Linked DNA regions of Homo sapiens: regions 1 and 2 are each linked to region 3. The links are chromatin contacts, found by Hi-C or POLR2A ChIA-PET in ENCODE. All regions are on one chromosome and are shown on one strand. Each heading gives the region's core, a stretch centred on a gene start or an enhancer-like site at or near the end of the contact. The rest is flanking DNA. Distances are from core to core; before and after follow the strand shown.

What was found. Hi-C counts contacts between places; a loop is a spot of excess contacts on that map. ChIA-PET counts read pairs that join two places held with the same protein, here RNA polymerase II (POLR2A). Pooled maps may share reads with other maps.
Region 1: a loop to region 3 is called in a pooled map, with 8 times the contacts of the local background. The contact joins the promoter of SREBF2 here to the promoter of ATF4 in region 3. A Hi-C loop is called at or near these places in 5 of 50 pooled maps. POLR2A ChIA-PET finds 5 or more read pairs at or near these places in 2 of 52 experiments (B cell and PC-9).
Region 2: a loop to region 3 is called in a pooled map, with 6 times the contacts of the local background. The contact joins the promoter of PMM1 here to the promoter of ATF4 in region 3. A Hi-C loop is called at or near these places in 4 of 50 pooled maps. POLR2A ChIA-PET finds 5 or more read pairs at or near these places in 2 of 52 experiments (GM10248 and activated CD8-positive, alpha-beta memory T cell).

What each region holds. Positions count from the first base shown.
Region 1 is chr22:41,829,831-41,834,735 of GRCh38, reverse strand. SREBF2 (sterol regulatory element binding transcription factor 2) reads right to left here and starts at 1,631. Exons shown (of 19, transcript NM_004599.4): 1 at 1,378-1,631. The coding sequence starts at 1,465. It overlaps CCDC134 (coiled-coil domain containing 134), which reads right to left. Exons shown (of 7, transcript NM_024821.5): 7 at 2,572-4,905. It overlaps SREBF2-AS1 (SREBF2 antisense RNA 1), which reads left to right and starts at 71. Exons shown (of 2, transcript NR_157279.2): 1 at 71-293; 2 at 756-4,905. RefSeq lists silencers at 938-1,327, 1,388-1,727 and enhancers at 1,506-2,162, 1,768-2,277, 3,104-3,643, 3,644-4,184.
Region 2 is chr22:41,587,001-41,592,042 of GRCh38, reverse strand. It overlaps PMM1 (phosphomannomutase 1), which reads left to right and starts at 2,203. Exons shown (of 8, transcript NM_002676.3): 1 at 2,203-2,324. The coding sequence starts at 2,238. RefSeq lists a silencer at 1,855-2,004 and an enhancer at 2,399-3,078.
Region 3 is chr22:39,518,379-39,522,823 of GRCh38, reverse strand. It overlaps ATF4 (activating transcription factor 4), which reads right to left and starts at 2,262. Exons shown (of 3, transcript NM_182810.3): 1 at 2,073-2,262; 2 at 1,153-1,470; 3 at 141-1,051. The coding sequence starts at 1,378. The coding sequence ends at 222. RefSeq lists enhancers at 1,785-1,834, 2,195-2,344 and a silencer at 2,725-2,924.

The DNA.
Region 1 (4,905 bases), core at 382-2,881, 2.3 Mb before region 3:
ATTAAGGGTCTTATCACACTGCCCACATGACCAAAATGGAAATCAAGGACAAACCAAGGGGAGAAATATTACAAAAGCAAAATGGGAAAATGGCAAACAGATCCTTTTCAATTAGCTGCTGCATTTATCTCTTCCCCCAAAAGAGAATCTTCTGCTGCTTCTGCTTCTTCATCTGCACAACGGGGATGTAGCCATCATACATGCCTGCAAGGCTGTAGTGAGATCCTGGACATGAAAGCATTCTGAAAACTGAAAAGTACAATGCACCTGTGTTTCTGCCTAAGCTCTCTAAGGTGAGTGGCCTTAGATAAGTCAACATCTCCTGGCCTCGGCTTCTTTAATTACCGTATTAAAATAGAGGTAATAAGAGTATCTCACAGGATTGTTGTGAGGAAGAAGTGAAATAATACAAAGCATTTTGGGGCCTAAACATAAGAGTGCAACTATCCAGTTAATAAGATTACTAGCCTAGTCAACTGGACTCTTTCTTGAAAGGAGGGGTATAAAAAAACCAATACTGGCCAAGGAACTGCAAGAACTAGGCTCTAACCAGCTGGGTGACCTTGAGCAAGCCGCTGACCCTCTCCAAATCGTTGTTCCCGTGGTCGCAAAATTAGTATTTTAAGAGTGGATCCCTGGGCTCCTACCAGCTCTTCCACTCCGCTGTTAAGGCGCTGGAACAAAGGCCACCCGCTCCCCAGCCCGTACCCGAGGGGCCACAACTCAAAATTTCTTCTGCTCAATTCCCCTTGCAGCGTGACAGCAGGAGCGCCCGGGTCTCCATCCCGGAGAGATGTGTCCACACTCCGCCGCCACTGCTCTCTTCATCAGCAACTTGCTTCTGCAGTCGCTGCCCAAAGTTTCGCGGAGCACCCGGCGACCTGGCCGTCGGTCAATCCTGAGAAGCCCAGGGATTCGGGGCGCGGAGACTGGGGGCTGGGCCCCGGGAATCCCAAAGACGTCCCCGCGGCCAGGAAGGGAGTGACAGGTGCGACGCGCGGTCGCGGGCGGCGGGAGAGCGGACCACGGAAACCGCGTGTGGGCGCGCGAGGGAGGCGGCGGCCACGCGCTCTCCTTAGGCCGCTCCCTGAGACGCCCCCGCGACGTCCCTAGCCCCGCGCTCTGGAACCCGCGACCCTCGCGCCGCTTTCGGCCCCGCGGCGCCCCAGATCCCACGGCCTCCCGGAGCGGCGCAGCTGGGTCGGGCTCACGCTCGCAGCGCCGGAAGGGTTGAGGACCGCCGGGGGCACCGTGCGCACGGGGTTCTTCCCGCGCGAACCGGGGCTGTCGGGGGGTGGGCGCACGCGCACCCGGGCGCGCCGCCGTAACCCCTTCCTCCCCGCGCGGCCCCCGCACTCCCACCCACCCACCACTCACCGTCGATGTCTCCCAGGGTCAGCTCGTCGCCCAGCTCCGTGAGGGTCTCCATGGTCTCCAGACCACCCAGCTCGCCGCTGTCGTCCATCGCCCGGCTCAGCGCAGAAGCCCCCCCTGCCGTCCCGCTCAGGGAGACGCGGGGGCGGTGCCGTCGCCACCGCCCATGACACCCGACAACCCCCGCCCGGCACCGCCTCACCGACGGGTGCCACCCGCCGCCATGTTTGCGTTGCGCCCGGGCGCCGCACAGAAAGGGCGGGGCGGGATTCCCCCGCCCCAGCCCGCGCCCCCTGCGGCCCCGCCTCCAGGCCGCGCGCCCCCCTGTTTGTTGTCAATGGGACCAGGCTCATCTCAGCCAATGGGCGAGCGAAGCGGTGCGTGGGGTGATGGCGCGTCATCGATCAGCAGCTCAGATTTGCATAGTGAGGTCCCTCCCCCCGCGGCCTCGGAGCGAATGCCTGGAGTAGCCGTCCGGTCATCATCTTAACCTTCTCCGCCTTGTTTAAAGGAGCCGCTGCCTTCTCCGTTGGATCTGCGCCACACGCAAGTCCGTCCACTGGCCTGGGAGTGAAGGGTTAACAGGCCACCCTCCACCTGCGACCGCTGGCCGCCTCCAGGCCTGGCTGGGAGCACATTACGTCATCTTCCCAGCTGCCTACCCCCGCCCTGCCCGCCTGAGAAAGCCAGCGGAGTCAAACCTGGACCCCAGCGCTCGGGACGGGAGTCCGGGTCATCCAAGTCCCGCTTCTCCCAGCCTCCTTACAAAGGCGGGCACGGAGGCTTGACAAGGTTGCAGATTGTCCCAGGGCGGTCAGGATTTTACGTCTTCTGCTTTGCACCCGCCGTGACCTCGCGCTTACTCCAGTGGTCCTCAATCTCTGGCACCTCGGAACCACTGAGGACCTGAAAACCACGCCAGTGCCCAGGCCCACCGACGGCCTCCTGAGAGGGGGGCCCCGGGCACGAGTTTTTTGAAAAAGTTCCACCGGGATTCTGAAGTGCAGCCCACCCACTCCTTCAAGCACCTCACTGCCCCATCTTGCAGCTGGTCGTGTTGTAAACTTCTAGGAATTTATCCAAAGGAATAAAAATTACAAGTGCTTAAAGAAGTGCTGTAACTAGGAAGAAGTGAGAATAAGGAAATGAATATGTAAATTACATCCACACGATGGAATACCATGGGATCATTAAAAATTACGCACACAAATGTATATTTATTAGCAAGAAAAGGCGTTCACAATATATTGATAAAAGGGAAAAGTTGAAGTTTCCTGCCAGTTTGTGAGAGGCAGCTGTTGCTTAGTGATCAATAATTAAGAACACACAGGCTGTGTGGAGGCAGACACATGGATCCACTAATTCACTGTGACCTTGGGTTAATTGTTCTAAGCCTCAGTTTAGTCATCTCTAAAATGGGGATAAAATAGCATCCCTCATAGCTGTGGTTAAGTGAGATTATTTGCACATTCAATTGACAATATTTATTGAACATCTCTGTGGCAGGGAAACAAATGGTTCCTGCCCTCTGAGAGCTTCCAGTCTAGCAAAAAAAAAAATCAGAAATCCCACACCCGTATTAAACATAAAAATAAATTACAGATGATGGTACAAGTGATCAAGGAAAGGTAATGGATGTGATGAAACTAACAAGGGCCCTGACTTGTGCTGTCAAGAAGCCTCTGAAGAAGTGACATTTAAGATGAAACCTAAAATTATGAGAGAACTGCAGCTGTTACAGCCAAAGGGGAAATGATGACATGGACAAAGGCCTCGAGGCAGGAGGAGCTGCTGGCAGCCAGCTCTCGGCATAAGCTTTGGCATACAGTAAGTGCCTTGCATACTGCTGTATTGCAATTGAAAAAATAAGGATCTGGCCAGGCGCGGTGGCTCACACCGGTAATTCCAGCACTTTAGGAGGCCGAGGTGTGCAGATCATTTGAGGTCAGGAGTTGGAGACCAGCCTGACCAACATGGTGAAACCCCGTCTCTACTAAAAATACAAAAATTAGCCGGGTGTGGTGGCGCATGCCTGTAATCCCAGCTAACCGGTAGGAGAACTGCCGGAACCTGGGAGATAGAGGCTGCAGTGAGCTGAGATCATGTCGCTGCACTCCAGCCTGGGAGACAGAGCAAGACTCTGTCTCAAAAAAAAGAAAGAAAAAATACAAAGAGAGTCCGGGCAAGGTGGCTCACGCCTGTAATCCCAGCACTTTGGGAGGCTGAGGTGGGCGGATTGCCTGAGGTCGGGAGTTCGAGACCAGCTTGGCCAGCTTGGTGAAACCCCGTCTCTACTAAAAATACAAAAATTAGCCAGGCGTGATGGTGCATGCCTGTAATCCCAGCTACTCAGGAAGCTGAGGCAGGAGACTTGCTTGAACCCGGGAGGCAGAAGTTACGGTGAGCAGAGATCGCGCCATTGCACTCCAGCCTGGGCAACAGGAGACTGCGTCTCAAAAAAAAAAAAAAAAAAAAAAGAAAAGAAAAGAAAAAATAAGGATCTGTGTGCTCACCTGAAGGTTAAAAACGATGGAAGACCCAACAGCTGGCTGTCAGACATAGTTACAGGAGTAGTGAGATTTGGGGTGAATTTTACTTTTGGAGTGAATTTTACTTTCTTTTTGGCATTTCAGTATTGCTTAAATTACGTTTTATAATGAACGTGTATAACTAATGAGAAATAGATAGTGTCTTATTTTTTGGGAAAGCAAGACAACATTGTTCTCGTCATTGTTCACACACAGGGAGGCTGGTATAGAATACACCAGTCTCACCCTGAAAGACACAGAAAACTAAACCCTGCTCTGGACACAGCACTGAGCAGGAAGGTGCCACCTTCAACTGTGCTGCCCAGTGGCTCTTGCAAGGCCCCTCACACTGGTGTGTGACTGGTACTCTGGGGGGATTCAGCAACAACTCCCATACAACTCACTCTGGCCCAGGGCACCCCCCACAACCCAGAACCTCAGTGACCCCCTCCAGAGGTGGCACACAGCACCTGCTCCCATAGTTCCCCACTGAGCCTGCCCAGAGGGCGTGATGCCTCGCCAAGTGGACTGAAGGGGTACAACTGAAGGCTCAGTAGAAATGGTGGAAGAAGGGTGGCTGGACCCGAACCTCAGGAAGCACTGATATTTTCCCTCTGGCCCTGGATCCCATGTAACTGAACATCTCTTCCAGGTGGTACCTTGCTCTGGCTAGCAGGAGGACAAGGGCTGGCTCTGAGAGGTAGAACAGCTTTTGACAAGTCACTCCTCAGAACCTGAGCTCTTCATCTGAAAAGAGATGGACAGCCGGGCACGGTTGCTTACGCCTGTAATCCCAGCACTTTAGGAGGCCGAGGCAGGCAGATCACGAAGTCAAGAGATCGAGACCATCCTGGCCAATATGGTGAAACCCATCTCTACTGAAAATACAAAAATTAGCTGGTCATGGTGGCAAGCACCTGTAGTCCTAGCTACTCAGGAGGCTGAGGCAGAAGAATCACTTGAACCCGGGAGGCGGGGGTTGCAGTGAGCCGAGATCGCACCA
Region 2 (5,042 bases), core at 954-3,453, 2.1 Mb before region 3:
ATCTTGACCTCCTGGGTTCAAACAATCCACCCACCTTGGCCTCCCAAAGTGCTGGAATTACAGGTGTGAGCCACCGCATCCAGCTCTACAGTTATTTTTTATTTATTTAGTTAGTTAGTTAGTTAGTTAGTTTGTTTGTTTGAGGTGTAGTCTCCCTCTGTCTCCCAGGCTGGAGCGCAGTGGCATCATCTCGGCTCACTGCAACCACCGCCTTCCAGGTTCAAGTGATTCTTCCGCCTCAGCCTCCCAAGTAGCTGGGATTACAGGCTCCTGCCACCATGCCCGGCTAATTTTTGTATTTTTAGTAGAGACGGACTTTCCCCATGTTGGCCAGGCTGGTCTCAAACTCATGACCTCAGGTGATCTGCCCATCCCGGCCTCCCAAAGTGTTGGGATTACAGGCGTGAGCCACCGCGCCCAGCCTGTTACTTATTTTCATGTGAAAAGCAAACCTACAAAGCAGGTGGTGTTCATCCCATTTTATAGGTGAAGACACAAAGCCTCTGAGAGGTGAAGTGACTTGTCCAAGGTCCCATAGTGGTGGAGCTGGGAAGGCAACCTGGAAGTGACTCCAAAGTCAACGCAATGGTTAAATAATTGTGAATCGAATCTGGGAAGGTTGGCTGGGAACGGTGGCTCATGCCTGTATTCCCAGCACTTTGGGAGGCTGAGGCAGGCAGATCACCTGAGGCCAGGAGTTCGAGACCAGCCTGGCTAACATGGTGAAAATACAAAATTACTACTAAAAATAAAAAATTAGCCGAGCGTGGTAGTGGGTACAAAATAATCCCAGCTACTCGGGAGGCAGAGGTTGTGGTGAGCTGAAATCGTGCCATTGCACTCCAGCCTGGGCAACAAGAGCAAAACTCCGTCTCAGAAAAAAAAAAAAAATTAGCCGGGCGTGGTGGCGCACTTCTGTAGTTTCAGCTACTCAGGAGGCTGAGGCAGGAGAATCACTTGAACCTGGGAGGCGGAGGTTGCAGTGAGCCGAGATCATGCCACTGCACTCCAACCTGAGTAACAGAGTGAGACCCAGTCTCAAAAAATAAATAAATAAATAAATAAATCGCCCTGTGTCAAAAATAAAATAAAATAAACATAAAAGTAAGTAAAAATACAAAAATTAGGTGGGCATGGTGGCACACGCCTGCAGTCCCAGCTACTCGGGAGGCTGAGGCATGAGAACCGCTTGAACCTGGGAGGTGGAGGTTGCAGTGGGCAGAGATCCCGCCACTGCACTCCAGCCTGGGCAGAGCGAGACTCTGTCTCAAAAAAAAAAAAAAAAAAGAAGAATCTGGGAAGGTCTCCAAGCAGGTAGACCCTGAGAGCTGGGTCTTATGTGTGGACAGAAGGAATAAGGCTCGGGGAAGGCAATTTGGCAAAGTCCAAAGCCTGAACAAAGGCCTTCAGGAGATTTCTTTTCTTTTCTTTTCTTTCCTTTTTTTTTTTTTTTTTTTTTTTTGAGGCTGGAGTGCAATGGCGCGATCTCGGCTCACCGCAACCTCTGGCTTCTTTGGAATCAAGCGATTCTCCTGCCTCAGCCTCCTGAGTAGCTGAGATTACAGGCATGCGCCACCACGCCTGGCTAATTTTGTATTTTTAGTAGAGACGAGGTTTCTCCATGTTGGTCAGGCTGGTCTCGAACTCCCGACCTCCGGTGATCCGCCCGCCTCGACGTCCCAAACTGCTGGGATTACAGGCGTGAACCACCGCGCCCGGCTCAGGAGATTTCCTACAGCTCAAAATTTGTAAGGCAAAGAGATGGCCACAAACCTTGTGAGAGTGGATGGGGAGCGACCTCGGCTCTCTTAGTCCCGCCTGGCCCACTAGACACTGCACTGCATGGTAGAGGCCCCGCCCGACCCAGCCCCTTAATCGGCCTGTTGCAATCACTATCAACCCGCCAATTCTGGCCCCGCCCCTGTCTTCCGGGTTCACCCTCTCACTTCCTGCGGGTCCCAGGCTCAGGCCCCTCCTCCGCCTTGTTTGGAGCAATCCAATCGAACCTGGAGGGCTCCGCTCCGCCCTATGCCGCGCTCCCCTCCTCCACGAGCAATGAGAATCAGCTCAGGCCCCGCCCCCGCTTCCGCCCGCCTAGACCACGCCCCTTCTTCATTTGGCCAATCAGGCAGTCCACTGGCCCCCGCCCCCTAATGCCCCGCCCCGTCAGCACTTATCCCTGAGCTGCTTCTGCCGTTGCATCTTCGGGACTCCGCCCCGCGCGCGGACCTGCAGCCATGGCAGTCACCGCCCAGGCAGCCCGCAGGAAGGAGCGCGTCCTCTGCCTGTTTGACGTGGACGGGACCCTCACGCCGGCTCGCCAGGTAGGACCCTGAAGATTGGAAGCTCCCACCGGGAGTGTCACGCGGACACCCCCGAGGCTGAGTGTGGGGTCTGCAGCAGCGTGACCGTGGACACCCGGGGACCGAGTGTGGGATGCGGCGGTACCCGGCCCCCTGACATCCGGGGCCACCCACCGGGAGTGAGGGGACCTGGCCCTCACGTCACTGACCCCGCAGCGTCCTTGCCTGTGTTCTGCTTGGGAGTGCTGGGGTTGGATCCAGTACTGGAGGGAGGAGGCTGCGAGCAGGGGCCTAGCTCCCTCCCTCCCCGGAGGCTGTCACACGCCGCTAAGGCCTGGCTCACGGACGCCCCCGCCTCCTGAGCTGGGGATCCCACCCTAGTTCAGCCCTACGACACACCAGTGGTCGGAGCTGGCTTCTGAACCGGGGTTCCAGGCACACAAGCACACAGCCAAGCGTCAGTCATCATCTGGTGGGAGACAGGGCGTCTCGGAGTCTTCCCACCCCGACCTTTGCAGGCCTGGGACTGGGTCTAGTTTCTGAAGCCCCATCACCCACTTTACCTTCCACCCCCAGTCGTGGAGCAGAGAGGGCTTCTTTTCAAATTCGTTTATGAGCTCTACCCACCCGGATGTGAGAGGCTCCAGGCCTAGCCTGTTTGCTGTGAGGACACTGAGGAATAGTGAGGGTAAGAGTCTAGTTTTCTTCTAAAGACTCTCGCTGTGTTGAGCCTCTTACCTCTGCTCAGTTTTTCTCCCATTGGGTCTCATTGTGAGTGAGTCCCCAAAAGCCCCCTCACCAGCTGGATGCATCAGTAAGCAGGCTTCATTCATGCCCTCCCTGTGGGTAACCCACCCTCCAGTCTGGGGGCCTCAAGGACCAACCAACAGGTCTCCTAGCGTGGGGGAGCAGTGGGATGGGCTTTACTGGGCAGTGGCTGATGGGAACCCAGGTCTTAGCCTCCTCTCTTAGGTCCCGAATGCCCCTCCCCATCCTCTGTGGTGAAGTTGCCCTGGCTTGGGCCCTGGAGGCCTTCCTGCAGGGGTGGATCCGGGAGGAAGATAGCAGGACTGGAGCAAAGGTGGGCCATTTGCTTGTGGGTCACGCCTGTAATCCCAGCACTTTGGGAGGCCATGGTGGGCAGATCACCTGAGGTCAGGAATTCTAGATCAGTCTGGCTAACATGGTGAAACCCCGTCTCTACTAAAAATACAAAAATTAGGCTGGGTTCAGTGGCTCACGCCTGTAATCCCAGCACTTTGGGAGGCCGAGGCAGACAGATCACGATGTCAGGAGTTTAAGACCAGCCTGACCAATATCGTGAAACCCTATCTCTACTAAAAATACAAAAAATTAGCCAGGCGTGGTGGCATGCACCTGTAATCCTAGCTAGTCGGGAGGCTGAGGCAGGAGAATCACTTGAACCCGAGAGGCAGAAGTTGCAGTGAGCCGAGAATGTGCCATTGCACTACAGCCTGGGCGACAGAGGGAGACTCAGTCTCAAAACAAAACAAAACAAAAAGTAGATGGGCGTGGTGTCGTGTGCCTGTAGTCCCAGCTACTGGGGAGGCAGAGGCAGGAGAATCGATTGAACCCAGGAGGTGGAGGTTGCAGTGAGCCAAGATTGTGCCATTGCACTCCAGCCTGGGCAACAAGAGTGAAACTCCGTCTCAAACAAACAAATAAATGAATAAAAGAACTGGAACAAAAGTGGCAGGGCCTAGGCACAGTTCTGACTCCTCCCTCTGACCTTTTGCTCCACAAACATAACAACCTGAATAAGAACAGCCTATTAATTTGTCTACGGGCCAGCCTCTGTGCTTAGTGCCTTTTGAAAGTTAATTTTTAATCGTACACATTTTCATGAGCACACTCTCCTGGTAAAGAATGGAAACGTAACAGAGAAGGGTAAAGTCCACTCTGACCGCACTTGGGGAGCCTGGCCGGCTCCCCAAGTTAATGTGGTTACTGTGGTGTGGCTTCCCTCCAGGCCTTTATCTGGATCTATTTGCCCAGAGCAAATATTAAGCATTGTTTTGTGAGGCTATTTTTGTTATTGTTCTTTGGCTCCTCAAAAATCAACTTGATTGTGATGCTATTTTGTTGTTGTTGTTGTTAGAGACCGGGGTCTCACTCTGTCACTCAGTCTGGAGTGCAGTGGCGCTATCACAGCTCACTGCAGCCTCGAACTCCTGGGCTCAAGTGATTCTCCCGCCTCAGCTTCTGGAGTAGCTGGTAGCTGGGACTACAGGCAAGTGCCACCATGCCTGGCTAATATCTTTTTTTTTTTTTTTTTTTGGAGATGAAATCTCATTCTTGTCCCCCAGGCTGGAGTGCGATGGCATGATCTCGGTTCACTGCAACCTCCACCTCCCGGGTTCAAGGGATTCTCCTGCCTCAGCCTCCTGAGTAGCTGGGATTACAGGCGCTTGCCACCACGCCCAGCTAATTTTTTTTTCTTTTTTTTTTTGAGACGGAGTCTCGCTCTGTCGCCCAGGCTGGAGTGCAGTGGCGTGATCTCAGCTCACTGCAAGCTCTGCCTCCCAAGTTCACGCCATTCTCCTGCCTCAGCCCTCCCGAGTAGCTGGGACTACAGGCGCGTGCCACCACGCCCGGCTAATTTTTTTGTATTTTTTAGTAGAGACAGGGTTTCACCATGTTAGCCAGGATGGTCTCAATCCCCTGACCTTGTGATCCACCCGCCTCGGCCTCCCAAAGTGCTGGGATTACAGGCGTGAG
Region 3 (4,445 bases), core at 1,013-3,512:
TCCCACTCTGGGAACCGATCTTCAGCCTTGGACTGCCTCCTCCCCCAGATCTCACAGGAAATGTTAAGACCAGCTTGGGGTGGGTGGGTGGCGCTTCACTCGGTTACTTTGCCAGGAAAGGAATTCAAACGCACAAGTACTTTCCCTACAAAATAATTTATTGGAACACACAGCTACAGCACTCTATGTACAAGCACATTGACGCTCCTGACTATCCTCAACTAGGGGACCCTTTTCTTCCCCCTTGCCTTGCGGACCTCTTCTATCAAATCTTTCAGGTACTGGATCTCCTTGGCCAGGGAATCCGCCCTCTCTTTTAGAGCCTCGTTCTTCTTTTCCAGCTCTTTGCACTCACCAGTAAGAGCCTCCTGCTCCGCCCTCTTCTTCTGGCGGTACCTAGTGGCTGCTGTCTTGTTTTGCTCCATTTTTTTCAGCTTCTTATCCAGTTTCTCACCCTTTACTTTTGCTGCTACCATCTTCTCTCCAGGAGGATCGTAAGGTTTGGGACGGGCAGACCCACAGAGAACACCTGGAGATGGGAGGCTCCTATTTGGAGAGCCCCTGGTAGAGGGGCTGTGCTGAGGAGACCCCAGATAGGACTCTGGGCTCATACAGATGCCACTATCATTATCTGAAGGGGTGTCTTCCTCCTTTATGCACTGAGGGATCATGGCAACGTAAGCAGTGTAGTCTGGCTTCCTATCTCCTTCAGTGATATCCACTTCACTGCCCAGCTCTAAACTAAAGGAATGATCTGGAGTGGAGGACAGGACCCCTGGGGAAAGGGGAAGAGGTTGTAAGAAGGTGAAGGGGGCAACCTGGTCGGGTTTTGTTAAACTTTCTGGGAGATGGCCAATTGGGTTCACCGTCTGGGGGGGCTGCTTATTAGTCTCCTGGACTAGGGGGGCAAAGAGATCACAAGTGTCATCCAACGTGGTCAGAAGGTCATCTGGCATGGTTTCCAGGTCATCTATACCCAACAGGGCATCCAAGTCGAACTCCTTCAAATCCATTTTCTCCAACATCCAATCTGTCCCGGAGAAGGCATCCTCTGCAAAACATTTGAGTGATGGGGCCAAGTGAGTCAGATACAAAGGTAGGAGGCCCCTAACCCTAGATCCCACCAGGACGATGTGGTGGTGGCCCACTCACCCTTGCTGTTGTTGGAGGGACTGACCAACCCATCCACAGCCAGCCATTCGGAGGAGCCCGCCTTAGCCTTGTCGCTGGAGAACCCATGAGGTTTGAAGTGCTTGGCCACCTCCAGGTAATCATCTAAGAGACCTAGGCTTTCTTCAGCCCCCAAACCCGACTGGTCGAAGGGGGACATCAAGTCCCCCACCAACACCTCGCTGCTCAGGAAGCTCATTTCGGTCATGTTGCGGTGCTTTGCTGGAATCGAGGAATGTGCTTAATTCGAAGGTGTCTTTGTCGGTTACAGCAACGCTGCTGCTGAATGCCGTGAGAAGCCTGAATGAGAATCAGAAGCCAACTCCCATTAGAGGTTAGCTGTTCTGAGAATTTCATCCTTCCACTTATGAGGCGGGACTTCTCTAGATCGGCCATCTAGAGAATCGGGAACAGGGCAGTTGTATTTGCCCCTCCCTGCTTGCAACTCAGGTTCCACAAAATGGACGCTCACGGAGACCAGGGGATTCTTCCACCGGCCGCCAAGAGGAAAGCGCTCCGTCCCCACGTCCAAATACGGCCAGGGCGGCCGCGCCCCGCCCACCGCCCGCCCTTGACTCACGCCCGCGCCGCCGCCCTGCCGCCGCCATCTTGGTTCCTGCCACGTTTCGTGGGGCAACAGCCAAGACCCCTGGGACCCTTGCGGGGCTCGGGGTCCGAGGGCTGTAGGGCTCCTGGGGAAGCAGTCCGGGCACCCGACTACGCTTTCCCGATCCCAGGCACGCGAGCGTCTCGGGGACACCCAAGCAAAGACCACGCGTCCCGGGCGCTCGTTAAATCGCTTCCCCCTTGGCGGCACCGCCCTGGCCCCAGGCCGCACCCCACCAATCCAAAACCCGCGCCGGCCCCAGGAGCACAGCTGGACGACCCGCCCCGGTACTCACGCCATGGCTTAAGCCGCTGGGGGTTGCCGCTGCAGAGCCTGGTGCTGCTGCCGCCGCTGCAAAGGCCAATGCTGCCGCAGGCACTGCTGCCCCTAATACGCCATGGTGGCCGTGGACCCTGAGGGCGGGGAGGAGGGAAAACGCACACGCGCAGAGAAAACTACATCTGTGGGCGGGCAAAGTAGAAATGGCTGCCGTGGCCGCCCGCCGGCCCTTTATAGACTTCGTCTCTATGGGGACGCAGCACAGACGCATCCTTCCGCCGCGACCACGTGACCGTCTCCTCCCGCCCGCTCCCTTCCCTCCCTCCCTTTGACGCCCCAACCGTTTATGCCCAGGGCGTAGCTGTGACGAGAAAAGGAGTTTGTTCTTATGGCCTCACGAAAGGAGAGAGGTGTACTACTTTACTAGGCTTCTATGATCAGAGTCCGTTCTTTCCTTCGCCGCCGGAGCGCGGAGTGATCTCCCAGACACGCCTCGCTTCCGGTGTCAGCGCAGTGGGCGGGGAAAGGTCGTTTTCCGGCGAAGAGTTTTTATTGTGAAGGCCGAGGACGCCAGGTTATCGCGCGAGGTGCTGGCGAAGAGCGCGCGTCAAGGTGATTGGCCCAGGCCCGGTGAATCATATATATCTCGAGCTCTTATTGGCTCAGGGCCCTAGATGGGCGGCTGCTGGGAGAGGGATCCCGGGGTCCGCGTGGGAAGGGTTGGGGTCTCGGGTCGCTGCTAGTCCTCAGCCAGCCCCGCCTGCTGGCCCGCCACGATCGCGCTGGCTCCTGCCCCCAGGCGGCCTTAGCCCAGCGCACCCCTTAGTGGCCTCAGGGACCAGCCCTTGCGGTCGGATCCCGCCGCCCTCAGTGGAGGTCCGCACTGGTGGCCCCGCCGCCGCTCCCAGCCTGCGCGTCCTTCGGTTGCGGGTGGTGATTTGTGGCCTGCGGAAACCGGGGGGTTACCTGTTCCAAGCCTGAGTTTTCCAGAGGCCCCATTCATAGCCGACACGGCGCTGCTGCCCCCGGGAGGTTGAAGGGGCCTCGAGAGGGCGCGCCGGGCCTGTCCACCTACCCCCAAAGGCCGGCTGAGTCTGCATGGCTCCTCCTAAACTCTGGAAAGGAGCCGGGAAGACGCGCCGTCCTGTCGCCCAACCTGGGTTTTTACAATTTTCATCCGGCTCAAGTGCAAGGCTGCCACAGAATAGCATCATAGAGGAACTTCTGGTGTCCGAAGATTGCGTTCTCCTAAGAACAAGATTTTCTTCGCTGCCGTCTCCCTGGGGTAGTTCGGATTCACTCCGGATTCTGAACTCCCCGGCCTAACCCGCTTTTCAGCAGTCACGCCCATGGCCCAGGGAGGAGAGGCGCTTGGGAACCCACGGCCACTTACTGGGGGTTGTGCGTTGGGAAGGGGTAGTCTGTTTTAAGAATACAAGAAACCTCCCCATCATCCTTCAGCCCCTTCCAGTCAGGCCCTGTGAAGGTGGAAACTTTGAGTTTCCGCCTCCATTTCACTGGGCCACACAAGTATGAGCGCTGTGATATCAAACAACCAGGGAAGCACTGCTCTAAATAACCACAGGCCATCTGCTGCGCTCATTCAACCTCGCCCACAAATCCTTTCCAATGGTAAACCGAGGCCCAATGGGATGAAGCTTCTTGCTCAAAGTCACAAGGCTCCCAGTGGAGGGAGTATGGGGTAGGAGTTAGAAGACAGATTTTGGGGAGCGCATCCAAAAGAATCCTGGCTGGGACATTTTGGCTAAATGACTTATACTCTCTGAGCCTCAGTTTCCTCATTTGTAAAATGAGACTACTGATGAGTATCCTTGCCTCATGAAGTGAGATCATACATGTAAAGCACTTAGCACAGTGCCTGCCTGGTACATGTAAGCGCCCAATAATGGTTGCTGTTGCTGCCACTGTTCATAGAACTCAGGTCTCCTGACCCTGACTTCTGCCACTCTCCATCACATCCTCCTGCTGCCTCAGAGGACTCTTCATTATTATTTAATGAGATGAAACCAACAACTTTAAAACTGGTATACACAAGGCATACTGGATGCTGGAATAAAAGTATGTTTTTTCTTTCTCCTTGGGGAATCGTGAGTGTTGAGATATACAGAAGTTGGCGCCAGGAGCAGTGGCTCCAGCCTGTAGCCCCACCTACTCAAGCCGAGGTGGGAGGATTGCTTGAGCCCAGGAATTCCAAGCTGCAGTGAGCTGTGATCACAACACTGCAACTCAGCCTGGGCAACAGAGCAAGACCCTGTCTTTAAAAAAAAAAAAAATACAGGAGTTTTCTAGCCTTTCCATGCAAAGGCAGTAAGAATACCTGAGCCATTAGCCATGTCTTCCAAAGGCAGAACTAGGGACCCACAGGACG